Linked DNA regions of Homo sapiens: region 2 is linked to region 1. Evidence: read pairs that join two places in POLR2A ChIA-PET (ENCODE). Cell type or tissue: PC-3. All regions are shown on one strand.

What was found. ChIA-PET counts read pairs that join two places held together with the same protein. Peaks named below come from ENCODE experiments on the same cell type or tissue, not always from the same donor. Only the 100,000 strongest peaks of a DNase experiment are listed, where the experiment ranks them.
Region 2: POLR2A ChIA-PET joins it to region 1 with 10 read pairs; 2 of 35 experiments call an interaction of 5 or more read pairs at or near these places.

The regions. Positions count from the first base shown.
Region 1 is chr1:43,422,592-43,425,091 of GRCh38, reverse strand. SZT2 (SZT2 subunit of KICSTOR complex) reads right to left here. Exons shown (of 72, transcript NM_001365999.1): 13 at 2,460-2,500; 14 at 2,209-2,323; 15 at 1,776-1,993; 16 at 660-875; 17 at 230-308. Among named protein-coding and RNA genes, the nearest start is that of MIR6735, 25 kb to the left of the region's middle. In PC-3, no CTCF peak of the experiment used is centred here; a DNase peak (open chromatin) is centred at 1,281; H3K27ac peaks cover 1,919 bases.
Region 2 is chr1:43,739,728-43,742,227 of GRCh38, reverse strand. The region is part of intron 2 of ST3GAL3 (ST3 beta-galactoside alpha-2,3-sialyltransferase 3); the gene reads right to left. Among named protein-coding and RNA genes, the nearest start is that of ST3GAL3-AS1, 14 kb to the right of the region's middle. In PC-3, no CTCF peak of the experiment used is centred here; no DNase peak of the experiment used is centred here.

The sequences.
Region 1 (2,500 bases):
TTGGGCAAATCCCAGCCAAGGCAGAGATCTGGCCTGGCCTAGCTCTGGCCCTCAGAATTTCAGTTCCCTCACCAAATTGTCCTATGACTGCAGCCTCAGACCTTGAGCATCCTCTGGCCACAGGGTCCCTGTGAGGCAGTTTCCAGCAGTCCCAACCCAGCTCAGAGGTGAGTGTCCCTGGGATTATGACAGACCTTGGCAGGGAGGTGTCATGGGGGATGGCACGTACCTGAATTGGAAGCTCCAGAACCATGTTGATGATTCCTTCCCCACTGCAGGCGAAGTGGAATCCTTCAGAAAGTCGGACTCTGAAGCCCCATAAAGGCCGGGGCAAGGCCAGGATAAGGGAAGAAGAGACACTGAGACTACAAGCTCTCCCCACATACACCCACCTCCCAGCAGTCCTCAAGGAGCCAAGTCTGCTGCTGGCCCTGCTTAGACTGGCGGTCCCTCAGGGTATAACAAATCCAGTGAGGATGAGAGAGGACAAAACAAATCGGGTGATGGGAGGAGACAGGGAGGGCAGTAGCAGATGCTGCTCTATACTTCAGACTGGGAATTAGAGAGGAGAAGTGTGTGCTATAGGCTTTTTGCTAGTGTCCCAGTCTACACTTGCTCTCTCCTTGCCCCGAGTGACCTGGCAGGCTTGGATGACATACTCAGTGAGGATGGAGAGGAGCTGGGCAATGGCACTGAGAGGCAGCGCAGGGGCCAGTCCTGACGGGACACTCCAAAGCCAGCGCTGATGGTAGAGGTAGCGGGACAGTGACGCCAGGCTAGAAGAGGCTGAGCGGCCTGACACCAAGGGCAGTGGACCTGGTGGCTCCAATGTCAGCAAGAAGGGTGCCCGGTAGTCCAAGGGCAGCTTCTCATACCTAGGAAATGGGACAACTCCCCAGCTATCTCTCTCATCCCCGGCTAAGCCACGCCCTTCCACACCTCTGTACCACTCACAGCTGGCTAAGCCACGCCCTTCCACACCTCTGTACCACTGATACCCGGCTAAGCCACGCCCTTCCACACCTCTGTACCACTCATACCCGGCTAAGCCACGCCCTTCCACACCTCTGTACCACTCATACCCGGCTAAGCCACGCCCTTCCATGCCTCTGTACCACTCATACCCTGCTAAACCATGCCCTTCCACATCTCTGTACCACTGATACCCTGCTAAGCCACACCCTTCCACACTCCTTACCACTCATACCCCGCTAAGCCACACCCTTCCACACCTCTGACCTACTCATACCTCGCTAAGCCACGCCCTTCCATACCTCTGTATCACTCATACCCCCCTAAGTCACACCCTTCCACACCTCTGACCTACTCATTCCTCGCTGAGCCATGCCCTTCCACACCTCTGTACCACTCATACCCCGCTAAGCCACGCCCTTCTGCAACTCTGTACCACTCATACCCCACTAGGCCAGACCCTTCCACACCTCTATACTACTCACACCGGGCTAAGCCATGCCCTCCACACCTCTGTACCACTCATACCCCGCTAAGCCATGCCCTTCCACACCTCTGTACCACTCATACCCCACTAAGCCACGCCCTTCCACACCTCCGTACCACTCATACCCTGCTAAGCCACGCCCTTCCACACCTCACCCCGCTAAGCCACACCCTTCCACACCTTTGTACCACTCATACCCCACTAAGCCACGCACTCCACACCTCTATACTACTCACACCGGGCTAAGCCATGCCCTCCACACCTCTGTACCACTCATACCCTGCTAAGCCACGCCCTTCCACACCTCTGTACCAACCTGATGAGCAGTTTGTCCAGTGGCTTATGCAGGACCACAAGGCAGGGCCGGTCAGACAGGGCCTGCTGTGGCCCCAGCACGGGGGGTGACTTGGAGGGAGAGCTGCCCCCACCAGCACCCCCTAGCCCTTTTCGTTTCACCTTGGGCGTTGGCTCCTTGCTTTGTACCCGGTGGGGGAAACGCAGCCGCAGGATCTCTTCCCTCAAGCCTGACACAATCTGAGGGGAAAATGTGGTCACATCCTCTTACTCCCATCTCCTACAGGTCTGGGAGAAGGGGCTCACAGACAAAGTGAGACACAGCCCTCTTCTCCAGGTCTTCCTTGGTCTGGGGGCTCCTCCCTCTATTAGACCTGGCCCTGTGGGGTTTGGGGAGAGGGAGCTATCCTACACCCTAGGGCTCCTTGGTCAGAGTCAGTCAGGGCCCAGCTTACCTTGTGCCGGGCCGGTGCTGGTGTGCCAATGGGAAAACCCAGGCGAAGAACCATGCATGGGGCCTTGGAAATGATACGGACCATGTAGAAGGAATTGGGGGGCTGGTCTGGGGCACTGGGGAGAAATGGGAGTCAGTGAGCAGCCCAAGGTTGGCAGGAAGTAGCAGTGAGGTCTGGGGTTAGAGGGAGACATGGGATGAGGTGGCGGGGGGGTGGGGGGGCGGGGGGTGAAGGGACATCACTTTGCCCACCTGGAGAGCAGCTTAACATAAGAATAGCCCTCGACTAGTAC
Region 2 (2,500 bases), 320 kb before region 1:
TGTTAACAAAGTGTTAATGAGATCTTTCTACTGGTAGGGCTGGACCATCAGCGTTCCTGGCATTGCTTTCACCCCAACAGGACTTGACCTCCAGTATCTCTTTTCTATTCATCCTGTACCAGCTGCTGTCTATATGGTAAGCTTCAGGTGGCTTCACCCCATGTATAAATAATAGGCCAGTCCTTAGCTTCAGCCTCACAGGAATGCCCCCACAGACTTCTGAGACCCTCTTGCTGAACAATTCCCTACCCTATGATGGTCCACCCCACAGATTCCAACTGCTTCAGCTGCCCAAACTCTGACCTCTGCCTCTTCAGCTCAGGGGAAATCATCACAGCCTGTTTAGACTCCACTCACAGAACAGGGTTGGGAAACCGTCCTCAGACAGAAAACTGAGCAAATGTGGCGCTCACCTCGAGTTTTCCTTCTCTTAGGAACTGAAATTTTACGCTGCCTGTTGTCTACAGGCTGACACAATTGCTTCATTTCTTTTGTCCAGTTTTATAGCTTCCTATAGAGAGGAGGCTAGTTCTGATACCACTTACTTCCTTACCATGGGAAGCAGAGTACCTCCCTAAGCCAGAGGCCAGAAACATGGCCAGAAATGCCAGCCTCCTCTTCATTTTTAAGACAGAAAACTAAGAGTTAATACAATGTCCTACGTCTATTAAACTCACTTCAACCTGTCCTCCTAATATCAGATCCAACTTCCGCTTTTGTGCCAGAGAGTATTCTCCAGGGCAATCAGATCAACAATGTGTACTTTATAATTTGAATGCATATTTTATAATTTATCTGGTTATAATCTTTTATAAATATGAGGAAGAACACAAAGGGAGCTGTAATAATTGATAAACACAGTAGCATGAATTTAATTTTTAAAACATTTTTGAGACAGGGTCTCACTCTGTCACACAGGCTGGATGGAGTACAGTGGCGTGACCACAGCTCACTGCAGCCTTGATTGACTTCCTGGGCTCAAACGATCCTCCCACCTCAGCCTCTCGAGTAGCTGGCACCATAGACATGTACCACCACATTCAGCTAATTTTTTTTATTTTTCTGTGGAGACAGGGTCTCCCTATGTTGCCTAGGCTGGTCTTGAACTCCTGGGCTCAAGCAATCCTTCCACTTCAGCCTCCAAAAGTGCTGAGATTATAGGCATGAGCCACCTCACCCAGTCATGAATTTTTAAAGGTCTCACAGCACAGGAAACTAATCCTATGAAAGATCTACTTTATTAATTAGAAATGAATTTCTTTCCTTCTTTCCTTCCTTCCTTCCTCCTTTCCTCCCTCCCTTCCTTCTTTCCTCCCTCCCTTCCTCGCTCCCTTTCTCTGTCTCTCTCTCTCCCTCTTCCTCCCTCCCTCACTCCCTCTCTCCTTCTCTTTCTCTCTCTCTCTTTCTTTCTTAAGACAAGGTTTCATGCTGTTGCCCAGGTTAGAGTACAGTGGCACAATCATAGCTCACTGCAACCTTGAAATCCTGGGCCTAAGTGATCCTCCTACCTCAGCCTCCTGAGTAGCTATACCACTCGCCGTACACGTGTGCACCACTATGCCTGGATAATATTTTTTAATTTTTTTGTAGAGACAAGGCCTCGTGACATTACCCAGGCTGGTCTCAAACTCCTGGCCTCAAATAATTCCCCCAGCCTCAAGAAATCCTCCCTCCTCAGTCTCTCAAAGTGCTGGAATTCCAGATGTGAACCACCATACCCAGCAGAAATAAGTAAAATTTTAAATTAATAAAAATATGCAAGGCTTCCATGAAATGAACCATTGTGAAATAAGGGCTATTGCAAAGAGGCAACTACCCGACTCCTATACAAGGTACTGACCTAAATAAAGCATCAGAGCAAAGAGAAATAAGTCTTTTTTTTTTTTTTTTGAGACTGAGTCTTGCTCTGTGGCCCAGGCTCACTGCAACCTCTGCCTCCCGAGTTCAAGCGGTTCTCCTGCCTCAGCCTCCCAAGTAGCTGGGACTACAGGGGCGCGCCACCACACCTGGCTAATTTTTTGTATTTTTAATAGAGACGGGGTTTCACCATGTTAGCCAGGATGGTCTCGATCTCCTGACCTCATGATCCGCCCACCTCGGCCTCCCAAAGTGCTGGGATTACAGGTGTGAGCCACTGTGTCCGGCCAAGAAATAAGTCTTTTATCTTCATTTTGGAGATGAAGAATCAAGCACACCCAACTCCTTCTAACTCCAGATACTGGTGATTTGTTCATTAATTAAAATATATATTAAAAATATATGTATGCGTACATATTTTATCATACTACATGTATAATAATTCTACACTACTTTTTAAAACAGGTTGATAACTAGACTATTTTCATACTTGAAGCTTTTCACATTAAGCATTTGACTCAAGTCTTGGCAACCTGACCAAGCCTAGGTCACAAGTGTCTCTAAACTACCCAAGACAAAGCAGTTTGTAGCCCTCTACAATACACCTTGGAATTAATGAAAACATAAATTTTCTCTCTGGAAG